3 separate regions of the Homo sapiens genome follow, and regions 1 and 3 are each linked to region 2. Evidence: chromatin contacts called from ENCODE Hi-C data. All regions are on one chromosome and are shown on one strand. The core of a region is the stretch at or near the end of the contact, and the rest is flanking DNA. Distances in the headings are between cores, read along the strand shown. Region 1 holds the start of STK35 (serine/threonine kinase 35). Region 2 holds the start of PCNA-AS1 (PCNA antisense RNA 1). Region 3 holds the start of SOX12 (SRY-box transcription factor 12).

Region 1 (4,522 bases), core at 399-2,898, 3.0 Mb after region 2:
CAGGGACCAGGTCTGAGGCCTAGGAAGGCCAGGAACAGTGTGGGCCAAGCCGTCCGGAGAGCAGGGGGTCCAGGCCCTGCGTGGGTGGAAAGGCCCGCGGTGCTCCTACCTTTCAGCGAGGTCTCCACCAGGCGCAGGTAAAGCTGCGAGCTCTTGTTGCCGTGACTCATGCGCTGGGCTAACCCATTGCGCTGCAGGACGCACTCCTCAAACTGCACGACGTTCTGGTGGCGCCGCTTGAGGCTGGTGAGGGCCCAGAATTCAGCCAGCGCCAGCTCCACGTTCTCGGGGGCGTCGCAGCGGATCTTCTTGACCGCCACCCGGGCCCCGCTGCGCCCGGCCACTGCCTCATAAACCACGCCGTAGCTGCCGCGCCCGATCTCCGCCAACAGGCTGTAACGCGGCCGCGCGGACCCGCCACCGCCCTCAGGCCGTCGCCGCGCCAGGAAGGCCTCGCCCGGGGCCTCGGCCGCCACCGGATCCATGGCCCGGGCCGCCGCCGCCGGCCTCAGCTTCGTGCTGGGCGCCCGCGGCACTGGGCTTCGCCTTTTCCGCTCCGGGCTTTGTGTACCTCTGCGGGCGCCGTCCTTCCCCGTTTCCATGGCTGCGGGCGGCGGGGGGAGCAGCAACGGCGCTGCCCGGGCCCCCCCTGCCTCATCCCTCCGTCCGGCCCTGGGACGCGGAGGAGCCGGACCTTGGATTGTGACCTGCGGGCGAAAGAATCGGTTAAACGGCCAGGCCAAGGCGGGGAGGCCAGGAGCGTAGGCCGCGGGGCGTCCCACCTCCTCCTCCCCCGGCCGCCGCGGCCCCTTTAAGACGGAAGCCACCGCCGCTGATTGAACGGGGGAGGGGAGGGGAAAGCGGGAAAGACCGAACCACTGGGCAGCAGCTCAGAGGGGGAACCGGAAAGAAAAGCACAAACTCTCCGCTCTCTCTGTTAGCTTGTCATGTAGCGATAGGAAAAAGAAGAGCCAGCAAGCTTCACGCCTTCTGAAAACCGCTTAGAGACGCGATTTGGCCGGCGGAAATATTTTTCTTTGCTTGGCCCCCTCTGTGACGCTCCTCCCCGCGCCCCGCCTTGTGTTCGCCCGGGTGTAAACAGTCCATTGAATTAAGCCCTAGCGGAGCCCAGCGGACCGACCCAAGTCCCCGAGGGCGACGGGTAGAAGGGATTGGCTGAAAAGTTCGGCTTCTCGGAGTGCGACTGGCCGAGGACCCGATTTCCCTTCCCAAGCGCGGAGGCAGTGGCAGTAACTCCAGCCTCGGCGCTGGCCTTCAGTCCTCCAACGGCGCCCTTACCTGGCCCGCGCACCTCCACTTCCGGGCGGCCCGTTTCCCCCCTGGAGCCCCTGCCTGGGGATGGTCCGCTCCGGGCCCGGGCTGCCTCCGGGACCGAGCAGCGCGGGAGGTGGCGGCCCGAGCCCGGCGTGTAGCGGATCCTTCTGCTGCCGCGGCGCTCGCTGGGGAAGCCTGGGCTCCTAGGCTCCCGTGGCTTTCCACGTGTTCGCGCCAGCTGAGCCCTTTACATAACCTCTTTACATAAGCTGCACCTCCCGCCGGCGCCCGGGCCAGCGGAGACTCCTGGTGGCCCATCCCCCGGGACGCCAGCCGAGTGAGCCCTGCACCGCCCGGTCCTGCAAAGGTCGACGGAGCAGCCGCAGCCGAGCGCACCGGCACGCCTTGCCGGGACCCAATCACTGGCGAGAACACCCAGCCAACAAAAAATAGGCGCGAAATTCCCGTGATCCGCGGCGGGCTCCGGGTCTCCGCAGCGGCCCGCGCATCACTATCCCTTCTCGCCTGATCTGCGTGAAGACCAACCGTCCGCAGTAGGCGCCTAATAAATACTGACTGGGTGATTGTCTTGGTCGTTTGATTCATAGCTCTGTCCTGGGAACCTCAGGGACTGGGTTGGAATCCCGACCTTCCCTTCTACCAGCCCAGTGATCTTGTGCAAATCATTGACCCACCCTGAGCATCCGTTTATCTAATGATCCTCTGCAAAATGGATAGAATGGGCTTTAATTCCCAGGAATGATAGACCCAAATGAAATACCTAGATGGAGGCTAATTGGGTGTGGGGCTGTTAGTACCCAAAGCTCCCATTTAGGCACAGATTTTTGAATATTTTGTTCTGTATTTTGTATTCCAGTGTAGGCCTAGTGGGTGCCCAGTGTTTGTTAACTGAATCTACAGATGTTTATTGAACACCCGTAATGTGCTAGGCACCATTCCAAGTCGCTGGGGAAAGAGCAATAGACAAGGCAGTTTCTGCCTTGGTTGAGGTTCTGTGCCACTGCAGGAGACAAACCACATGGGTGGCCTTGGGCAAGTTAGTCAACCTTCTTGTGTATTTGTTCCTTACCTGTAAGAAGATCCACAGAGGTTATACAGGTAAAGCACTTAGGACAGCCTTGCACACAATGTTAAGTATTATTAAATAAATGCACAGGATAATTTTTGCCAGTGGTAAGTGTGATGGAGAAAAAGAATGAGCTAAAGAGTGCTCACTGGATACAGGCCATTTCTTATAATGTATTTGGTCGCTGAAAACCTCTTAACTTTTTTGTGATTAAATTTCAAATTTACACATAAATTTCAAGAATCGTAAAGATCATATACTTTTCCACTAGAATAACAAATTGTTATATTTTGCTGCATATCCATATCCTCTCGTGTATGTGTATATATACACACAAATACATATTGTGTGTGGATATCTATATGGTATATACCCCAAAAGAAAGGAAATCAGTATACGGTATATAGATATTCACACACACACATATATAATGTATATATTCTTTTTTACTACATCATTTTAGAGTTTCCAACATCAAACTCCTTTATCCTAAATATATGTGTGTGTTTCCTTAAAAAAAAGACATTATCTGGCATAATCTCAGTACAGTGGTCAAAAATCAGGAATTTTAACAATGATACAATTGTTTTATTTAATACACTCCATCCATATTTAAATTTTGCTAATGGTCCCAATAATGTCCTTTATAGCTATTCCCCAGGATCCAATTCAGGATCAGACGTTGCACTGAGTTGTCATGCCTCTTTAGTTTCTTTTAATCTGGAAGGGCAGTTAGTTATCCAGCCTTTCTTTGTCTTTCATGACCTTGACATTTTTGAAGAATACTGGCGAGTTATATTGTAGAATGTCCCTAAATTTTTATTCATCTGTGTTTTCTTATTAGTTTCAGAGTATCCATTTTTCTCTCCTCCCCCACCCCCCACCAACCCATCCCTTGCTATTCTGAGAGGGTATGCATTTTTTGGCAGGACTACTGCTGAAAAAAGTTGCCTCCTCAGGGCCTTTCATCAGGAGGCACATGGCATTGTGTTTGTCCCAGTATTCGTGGTGTTAACTTCCATCATTTGGTTGAGGTGGTGTAGGAGTAGTTACACTCTACCATAAAGTTACGATTTTTCCTTCTGTAACTATTAAGTATTCTGTGGGAAGATATTTTGAGACTATTTAAATATCCTCTTCTTTAGACTCTTACCCACTGGTTTCAGAATTCATGGTGATTCTTGCTTGAAACAATTATTACAGTTGCAAAATGGTGATCAGAAGGTCTTTTTAACCATAACCTTTTTTCTATTTCTGTGAAGAATGTCATTGGTATTTTGATAGGGATTGCATTGACTCTTTAGATTGCTTTGGGTAGTATGGACATTTTAACCAATGTTGATTCTTCCTATCCATGAACATGAAATATCTTTCCATTTTTTGTGTGTCCTCTTCAATTTCTTTAATCAGTGTTTTATAGTTTTCATTATAGAGATCTTTCATTTCTTTAAATTAATTCCTAGGTATTTTTATTTATGGCTATTGTAAATGGGATTACTTTTTAAATTTCTTTTTCAGATTGTTCACTGTTAACATATAGAAATGCTACTGATTTTTGTATGTTGATTTTGTATCCTGCAACTGTACGGAATTTGTTTATCAGTTCTAACAGTTTTTTGGTGGAGTCTTTAGGTTTTTCCAAATATAAGATATAATATGCAAACAAGGATAATTTAACTTTTTCCTTTCCTATTTGGATGCCCTTTATTTCTTTCTCTTGCCTGATTGCTCTAGCTAGTACTTCTAGTACTTCTAGTACTGTGTTGAATAACAGTGGTGAAAGTGGGCATCCTTGTTGTATTCCAGATCTTAAAGGCTTTCAGTTTTTCCCCATTCAGTATGGTACTAGCTGTGGGTTTGTCATATATGGCTTTTATTATGTGGGGGTATTTTCCTTCTATTCCCAGTTTTTTTTAGGGTTTTTATCATGAAACCATGTTGAATTTTATCAAATGCTTTTTCAGCATCAATTGAAATGATAGTATGGTTTTTGTCCTTCATTCCGACAGCCTTATTTTATCTTAATTACCTCTTTAAAGACCTTATCTTCAAATATAGGCACATTCTAAGGTACTGGGAATTATAACTTCAACATGAATTTGGAGTGAGGAGGGACACAATTCAGTCCATAATAGCCTCTTTGGCATTTGACATTTGAAT
Region 2 (4,144 bases), core at 752-3,251:
GTACATATTACAATTGAAGGCATCTTATAATAGAAATGCCCTTTCCTGTTCCCTTTTAAGGCTGACCCAGTGCTTTAAGAGGCTGATACAGAAGGGTAAAGTTAAGTCTCCACAAAATCCAGGGAAGAGACTGTGAAACTCATCTTAGAACCTTGTATGGAGTCACAGCTGAACTAGGAAAAAAAAAAAAAAAAAAAAAAGGAAAGAAAGGCATTCCAGAGATAAAGAATAGACTAAGGAGAGGAGATATTTGAAGCCATAATGATTGAGAATATGTCAGACTTGAAATGAATCTTCAGTTCCCTCAACAAGACAAATAAAACTAACTCCATACCTAGATACATGGTAGAAAAACTAAAGAATTCTGCTGACCAAGGTATTAAAAGTAACTAAAGAGAAGTGGTGTGAAGAAAGCAAGAGAGAAACAACAAATCCTGTCCATCCTGTAACAATTGAAAATTTCTGGCTGGGCGTGGTGGCTCACGCCTGTAATCCCAGCACTTTGAGAGGCCGAGGCAGGTGGATCACCTCAGGTCAGGTGTTCAAGACCAGCCTGGCCAACATGGTGAAACCCCGTCTCTACTAAAAAAAAATAATAATAATAATACAAAAATTAGCCGGGGGTGGTGGTAGGCACCTGTAATCCCAGATACTCGGGAGGCTGAGGCAGGAGACTCACTTGAACCTGGGAGGCGGAGGTTGCAATGAGCTGAGATCGCGCCACTGTACTCCAGCCTGGATGACAGAGCAGGACTCCATCTCAAAAAGAAAGGAAAAGAAAAGAAAAAATATTAAATGTGTACGCTCTTTGACTCAGCTGTATTACTTCAAGGAGTTGATATCACCAAAATTGCCTAAGTGCTCAAAGGTGTTTGTAGTTAAACAACAGGAGATTGATAAATTATGTTATATACATGTGATGCTATGTTTTAAAGAGGTACTGATATGATAAAAGATGTACGTGGCATAAAATTAAATGTACTTTATTAAGTACTTTTCCAAGTGTTTACGGAATGAGTGCATTTTTGAAAAAAAAAAAGTGTATTCGAACTTTTAAAAAAGCTTTAAAAGCTTTATACAATGAACGATTGAGTGATTATAAGAGCTGGCGGGGGAATGTTAAGAGGATGATAGGGAGCTAAGTTTAACAGAACAATTCACCTCTTTATCTTGTGACACCTACGAGCGCATCAATTCTGTAATTGAAAAATAAAGTGCATATTTGCAGCAGCTGTACTCTCTTCAGGCTGCAAGGAGGCTTTTCCTCCCGGTAGGCTTGATTTGCATTTCACTTTCACTTTCGTGGCTGGAAACTTTCTACCCACGTAGTGGGAGGCTGAGGAGCCACCATAAAGCTGGGGCTTGACGAGCCGGGACCGGGACCCGATCTCCACATATGCCCGGACTTGTTCTGCGGCCGGGTTCAGGAGTCAAAGAGGCGGGGAGACCTGCGCGACGCTGCCCCGCCCTGCGCCCGCTTCCTCCAATGTATGCTCTAGGGGGCGGGCCTCGCGGGGAGCATGGACACGATTGGCCCTAAAGTCTTCCCCGCAAGGCCGTGGGCTGGACAGCGTGGTGACGTCGCAACGCGGCGCAGGGTGAGAGCGCGCGCTTGCGGACGCGGCGGCATTAAACGGTTGCAGGCGTAGCAGAGTGGTCGTTGTCTTTCTAGGTCTCAGCCGGTCGTCGCGACGTTCGCCCGCTCGCTCTGAGGCTCCTGAAGCCGAAACCAGCTAGACTTTCCTCCTTCCCGCCTGCCTGTAGCGGCGTTGTTGCCACTCCGCCACCATGTTCGAGGCGCGCCTGGTCCAGGGCTCCATCCTCAAGAAGGTGTTGGAGGCACTCAAGGACCTCATCAACGAGGCCTGCTGGGATATTAGCTCCAGCGGTGTAAACCTGCAGAGCATGGACTCGTCCCACGTCTCTTTGGTGCAGCTCACCCTGCGGTCTGAGGGCTTCGACACCTACCGCTGCGACCGCAACCTGGCCATGGGCGTGAACCTCACCAGGTGAGCCTCGCGGCCCCGGGAAGCCGGCCCCGGCCCGCCTGCACCTCCGGTGCTTGGCGGGAGCGCTTTCGAGCCTAGCCCTCATTGGCTGGCGTGGGCCATCCGCGCCTTCTCATTGGCCTGCCACGCAGTGGGGTGGGGCCCAGCTGAGCGCGCGGTTCGGAAAAGCCCGCGCTGGCTGCTGCGCGAACCTGCTTTTTCGCGCCAAAGTCACAAAGCGGGTGGTGGCGGGAAAATCAAGGGTTTTTCCGCAGTGCCAGGAACACTGTTCCAGGGCTCTTTGCTCACTAAATCCTGTTGGCCTTGAATGGACGCTTTAGCTGTGGCTTTCTTGTTTCTGAGACGGTCTCGGTGTGTTGCCCGGGCTGGTCTCCAACTTCTGGGCTCAAGCGATCCTCCCGGCTCAGTCGCGGTTGACTTTAAATGCTTTATAATGCCCTTGCGAGAAATGTGGCAGCCTGTCATCCTACTTAGTGGCAGGAGATTGTTTCTATCCAGAAGGGACACTGCTGGTGGTATTTTAGTATAAATACTGCCAGATGCGTCCCAAAACGTCTGCATTAATAATGGCATCCTCCAGCAGTCCGCTTACCCTCCACCAGTTCTGAGACGGCCTGATGGGTGAGAGTGGTAACCCCTTCTAACCGCGTTCGAAATACAGCCCTTCAGCAGACGGCGTTGATTTTAAAGCATGTGTCTCCTGTCTTCTAGTATGTCCAAAATACTAAAATGCGCCGGCAATGAAGATATCATTACACTAAGGGCCGAAGATAACGCGGATACCTTGGCGCTAGTATTTGAAGCACCAAGTAAGTCGTACCTTTTTACCGAGTCACGAAGCTACAGAAAATCAAAACTCTGTGTCAGTATTTCTCAAAAGCATCTGCTTTCTTTTGGTAGACCAGGAGAAAGTTTCAGACTATGAAATGAAGTTGATGGATTTAGATGTTGAACAACTTGGAATTCCAGTGAGTATCAGTTTCTCATTGTAGAGAGTGCTGTACACAGGCACGATAGTTATGTCATAGAATGTTTGTTTATTTTTACAGACAGGGTCTTGGCTCTGTTGCCCAGGCTGGAGTGCAGTAGTGCCATATAGCTCTCTCTAACCTGGGATTCCTGGGCTCAAGCAGTCCTCTTGCCTTAGTCTCCTAAGTGGCTAGGAAGGACTACGGGCCTGTCCCACCACACCTGGCTAATTTTTTCATTTTTGTGTGTGGGCGTGGGGGCAGTCTTGCCCAGGCTGGTCTGGAACTCCTGGCCTCAAGTGATCCTCCTCCGTCAAGATATGTTAATATAATTTAAGCCTACTTCATAACAACTTTTTCTAGAAATATATCTACTGGTGCATGTTTCAAAGAGAGATTTTAGTATTTGGATAGTTGTTCACCACAAGTCTAAAACTCACAGGTTAAATTTATTGTTTACTGCCAGTTGTCTATTTGCATTAACTTCCATGAACCTCTTTTAAAATTTGTTTCCTTCTAGAATGCTTGCTTTTTATTAAGTGGATTTTAAAGCTGACTTGGAAGAAATTTATCCAGGTTAGGTTTATAAACACCAAAGGAGAGAAGAAATGTTTGAATGTTGAAAATGCCTAATATATTCTCTTGCTTTCTTTTAGAAAGTAGTTAGGCCTGCTTGCGCCATCATGATTTCTGTGCCATACTCTAATGTTCTCTTACTTTATCCCTGGAGGATGAGGAGGAGGAGGCTCTTGTTCCCTGGATGGTGCATTTAATAGCCATTTATTTTTTTGAGTGGAGTTTGTTAAGAAATTACGCAAGTCATATTTTAAAGTAATCAGAAAATATTGATTCTGAGTTGTTTAGGTGTTGCCTTTTAAGAAAGTGAGGGTGCCAAATCATTAAATTTCTAACAATTAACTTTTGGAAAATTTTTGTTCTTAATAGGAACAGGAGTACAGCTGTGTAGTAAAGATGCCTTCTGGTGAATTTGCACGTATATGCCGAGATCTCAGCCATATTGGAGATGCTGTTGTAATTTCCTGTGCAAAAGACGGAGTGAAATTTTCTGCAAGTGGAGAACTTGGAAATGGAAACATTAAATTGTCACAGACAAGTAATGTCGATAAAGAGGAGGAAGCTGTAAGTAGTTTTTAAGTAAAAAGAAAA
Region 3 (4,319 bases), core at 6-2,505, 4.8 Mb after region 2:
CTCGGGGGTGCAGTAGTCCGGGAACTCGAAGTGCGACGTGCCCGAGGGAGGCTGCAGGTCCGGGTCGCGATCCAGGGCGCTGCAGTCCAGGCCGGCCGGGCCAGGGGGCAGCCTGGACAGAAAGCCCAGCGACTCCTCCCCCGACGCCACCGTCTCCTCTTCACCTTCCTCAGCCGCTGCCGCCTCCTCCTCCTCTTCCTCCGGCTCCTCGTCCTCCGACGGTGTCGGGGAGGCGGCGGCGGCGGCGGCCGCCCCCTCGCCCGACGGCCCTTGGGCGCGCTCCGCTTGTCCCCGAGCGGCCCGTCCCGCCGGGACCATCCTCCACAGCTCCCGCCCCGGGGTCTCGACCAGGCGCACTTCCAGCAGCTCCTCGTCGTCGTCTTCATCGTCGTCCTCGGGCGCCGCCGCCCCGCCCCCCAAAGGCCCTCCCGCTGCTCGGCGGCCCCCGCGGCCAGGCAGCTGCGGCCCGGGCTTGAGCCGGCTGCCGCCACCGCTACCACCGGGGGGGCGGGGCCGCGCCTTGGCGGGCGCCCCCTTGCTCTTTTTGCGCGGCCGGTACTTGTAGTCCGGGTAATCCGCCATGTGCTTGAGCCGCAGCCGCTCCGCCTCCCGCACGAACGGGATCTTCTCCGAGTCCTGCAGCAGCTGCCAGCGGCGGCCCAGGCGCTTGGAGATCTCGGCGTTGTGCATGTCGGGCCACTGGTCCATGATCTTCCGCCGTTCGTGCTGCGACCACACCATGAATGCGTTCATCGGCCTCTTGATGTGGCCGCTCGGGGTCTTGCACCAGCCGGGCTCGCGCGCCCCCTCCTCGGCCGGCCCGGGTCCCGGGGGCGGCGGCCCGCCGTCCCGCTTGGCCCTCGCGCCCCGCTGCTGCACCATCGCGCCTGGGCCCGGGGCCGCTAGACGCCGCCGGGGGCCGTCCGCATCCTCCGCGGCTGGGGGTGGGGGAGGAGGCAGCGGCGACGGAGGGGCGGCCCCGCCCCGCGGCTCGGCCCGGCCCCCGCGAACTGGGGAGCGAGGAGCTGGGCGCTCGGGCCCAACGGACGGCGGGGGGAGAAGGTCAGCGCGGTCTCAGGCGGGCTCGGCGCGCCCCCGCCGCCTCCGGCAAGTTGCGTCCTGGCTCACAACACACATTGTTTTGCGGGGGCCGAGGAATCGCACCCTCCGGGCCCCCGCGGGCTCTTCCTGCAGCCTCTGGCTCCGCCGCGGCCCGCGCGCGCCGCTCCCCGCCCGGCCGCCGACGCCTTTCAGTGTCTTTCTCCCCGCGCGGCCCCGCCGGCGCGCGCACCACCCCTCCCCCTCGCCGTCTGCGGGCCGCTGCGGCGCGCGCGGGGCCGCCCCGTGTAAACACCGAGGTGCCCGCTTGGGCTGCGGCCGGGCCCCGCCTCGCGCTCGGGCGCCGCGTCACCCGTTGCTGGGCAGAGAAGCCGGTATTTGCATCTCCCAATCGCTGGCCGCCGGAGCGGGGCGGGGCTCGGGCTGCGGGGCTGGGCGGTCTCGCGGCTAGGATTGGGGGAGACCGGCGAGATCGGTTTCTTTTCTTAGGTTAGGGGTTGGAGGAAGGGTAGGGGACGCGAGCCTGCTTCCATCTGACGCTGGACGCTTGTCCCTGCCCCGCGTTGCCTTTTAAATTTTAGCTCATTCCGAGACACCTGCCGTCAGGTAGGATTTCCGCCCTTTCCTCTTTCAGGGACGTCTTTTCGGACCATCCCAGAAGAGAATTTGGGGGGCCCAAGACTCAGGAAAGCTTCTTAAGGGGACGAACTCAGGTTGTCGTAGATGTTGCCCCCCGCCTACTACACACAGGGTCCGACCACATATGGGACCAGCAAATGCTTTTGGACCTAGTGAACAAATCCCTTTCTCATATATATGTATATTTAATCTCGTTCGAAGCTCCATAAGAATCCGGAGGGAGAAGGGAATATGATAATATGATGCCCAGTTTCCAAATAGGAAGCACCGAGGACACGCAGACTAGGATTCGATTCCCAGGCTCGCGGTCCCAGCTGTCTCTCCCCTGCTCAGCACCAAGGGCCGCGGGGCACCTCGCCTGCCAGCCAAAGGTCCTGAGCTGGGCGGACTTCCCGCTTTTCACAAACCGCAGGCGACATTCGAGGATGCGTGGGTGCGCCATTCCCAGGTCCTACCCCACCCCGTAGCCTGCCCGGTGCCCGACTTGGGCGCGTCGCCCCACCCAAGCCTGGAGAAGCGTGCAGGGGCACGGGGCGGAGCCAGTCCTGGGGGCGTGGCCGGGTGGCCGGCACGAGGCGCGTGGCGGGGAGGGGCCGCGCGCTCCCGGCTCACCACGTGTGAGCCAGTTCGGGCACCACTGGGCGTGTGCCGCCCCTGGGGGAGGTCACCTTCACGGCGTCGTGAGCATGGGCGATGGGAGGGGGCGCTGAGGCCTCGCCCTTGGGAAGCAGGAGCTGGGAGGTGCCCGGATTAGGGTCTTTAAGGTGGCATTCCGCTGGGGCGTAGCGGGCATGGTTTGGGGCTAGGAGAATGCGCCTCTGGCGGTACAGCTCACCCACTTCTGGACGAGCGAAGGCCAAGAGCCGAGCTTGAGGGTGTGGGGCGGGGAGGAAGGACCGAGGTGCGGCTCCGCGGCGCGGGGGGCGGGGTGGGGGTGGTGGGGAGAAAGAAATTGGAGCATCCCTGGAGGGAGGGGGCGACTCTTAAAGGCACAGGGTGCTTGGAAGAGGAGGCCCTGCTCCCGTCCAAACGGTCCCTCCGCCTTTCAGAAGCTGAGATCTGGAAAAGCCTACGTGTAAAACCTTTACATCTGCAGCCTGAGCAGTCTACCCGATGGAGTCACACTTCCTGAGTTCACATTCCCAGTCCCTCCTTTTCCTTATCCTGAAAATGGGGATAATTCAGTTTCTCCCTCACATGGTGGTTTTACAGATTAAATGAGATAATGCATGTAAACACATCCTGATACCTAGGCAATGTTCAATAAAACTTATGATAGACGGGACGCGGTGGCTCACACCTGTAATCCCAGCACTTTGGGAAGCCAAGGCGGGCGGATCATTTGAGGTCAGAAGTTCGAGATCCGCCTGGCCGATATGGTGAAACCTTGTCTCTACTAAAAGTACAAAATAATGAGTCAGGCTTGGTGACGCGTACCTGTAATCCCAGCTACTCAGGAGACTGAGGTATGAGAATCGCTTGAACCTAGGAGGCGGATGTTGCAGTGAGCCGCTGCACTCCAGCCTGAGTGACAGAGTGAGACCCTGTCTAAAAAAAAACTAAAAGTTTTGAGAAACTAGATTTCCCAATAGTTACGCAGGTCACCAGCAACCCAGAGACATCACCATAATGAGAAAAAAAAATGGGCAGAGTGGGGACAGCTCTAGGATTTCAGAAAAGGTATCAAAGTAATGATTGTAGGACAAATAAAAGCTTTCTTGGAATTATCAACACCTTAACACTTTTCCCATAAATAAAATATTTGTTTTATTTTAGACGGTGTGTGATAGGTACCACAATCTTTTCAATGCTTATGGCCTCTCAAAGATCTGTCTCTGACCCTGTAGCTGCTGCTGCTATTATTATTCCAATGTATGTGAATAGTTCCTAACCTTACTCACTGCCAAACTGATTTGGACCAGGATTTCACTCTTTATTCTCAGCAGTGAAAATGCTGCATTCATTATTCACACCTGCCTCCTTTCCTTCTTCCATCCATGCATGCATCCATTAATAAACATTTGACCCTGCACAGTGGTTCACAGCTGTAGTCTTAGCACTTTGGGAGGCTGAGGCAGGCAGATCACTTAAGGCCAGGAGTTCAAGACCAGCCTGGGCAACATGGTGAAACCCTTACTCTACAAAAAAAAGTACAAAAATTAGCTGGGCAGGGTGGTGCCTGCCTGTAGTCCTAGCTACTTGGCAGGCTGAGGCAGGAGGATTGCTTGAGCCGGAAAGGTGGAAGTTGTAATGATTGTACCTCTGCACTCCGGCCTGGGAGACAGAGACTTTATCTCAAAATAAATAAATAAATAAATACATAAACAAACATTATTAATACTTACCATTCCTTAGGCCCTTTGACGGACTCTGAGGAGCTAGAGATGGTTAAAGTCTGGCTGAACCTAGGCCCTGGAAGAACCTTGGACTGCCTTCCCCAGTGTAGACACCAGGACTTATTAATGACAGAGAAGATGGTGTGGGAAGTTCAGCCGAGAAGATAATGTCTTCACTTTTGTTTTTTTCATTTTCTTCCTCAACAGACATTTATGCAGTGTGTGATTCTTTCTAAAACAACTCCCTGGAAGAGAGGACATTTAATTCAACAATTTATTGGCCAC

The links. A loop is a pair of places that touch in the nucleus more often than their neighbours do. Pooled maps may share reads with other maps.
Region 1: a loop to region 2 is called in a map of naive thymus-derived CD4-positive, alpha-beta T cell, with 16 times the contacts of the local background. The contact joins the promoter of STK35 here to the promoter of PCNA-AS1 in region 2. A Hi-C loop is called at or near these places in 1 of 168 maps with a recorded cell type or tissue (naive thymus-derived CD4-positive, alpha-beta T cell), 3 of 37 single-sample maps with no recorded cell type and 12 of 50 pooled maps.
Region 3: a map of HepG2 shows a loop between it and region 2 (14-fold over the local background). The contact joins the promoter of SOX12 here to the promoter of PCNA-AS1 in region 2. A Hi-C loop is called at or near these places in 1 of 168 maps with a recorded cell type or tissue (HepG2), 1 of 37 single-sample maps with no recorded cell type and 9 of 50 pooled maps.

Annotation. Positions count from the first base shown.
Region 1 is chr20:2,098,953-2,103,474 of GRCh38, reverse strand. STK35 (serine/threonine kinase 35) reads right to left here and starts at 1,648. Exons shown (of 4, transcript NM_080836.4): 1 at 1,300-1,648; 2 at 110-707. The coding sequence starts at 1,593. RefSeq lists silencers at 233-282, 303-832, 1,123-1,172, 1,183-1,472, 1,573-1,762 and an enhancer at 1-887.
Region 2 is chr20:5,117,443-5,121,586 of GRCh38, reverse strand. PCNA-AS1 (PCNA antisense RNA 1) reads right to left here and starts at 2,001. Exons shown (of 1, transcript NR_028370.1): 1 at 1,618-2,001. It overlaps PCNA (proliferating cell nuclear antigen), which reads left to right and starts at 1,629. Exons shown (of 6, transcript NM_182649.2): 1 at 1,629-2,009; 2 at 2,721-2,818; 3 at 2,910-2,977; 4 at 3,923-4,117. The coding sequence starts at 1,789. It overlaps LOC124900464 (small nucleolar RNA SNORA26), which reads left to right and starts at 48; the gene lies at 48-170. RefSeq lists enhancers at 1,096-1,545, 1,676-1,845, 1,294-2,174, 2,286-2,435, 2,175-3,055 and a silencer at 2,036-2,095.
Region 3 is chr20:322,488-326,806 of GRCh38, reverse strand. It overlaps SOX12 (SRY-box transcription factor 12), which reads right to left and starts at 1,255. Exons shown (of 1, transcript NM_006943.4): 1 at 1-1,255. The coding sequence starts at 882. NRSN2-AS1 (NRSN2 antisense RNA 1) reads left to right here and starts at 1,555. Exons shown (of 3, transcript NR_109990.1): 1 at 1,555-1,665; 2 at 4,242-4,319. RefSeq lists silencers at 126-615, 636-695, 766-1,145, 1,256-1,565, 2,126-2,385.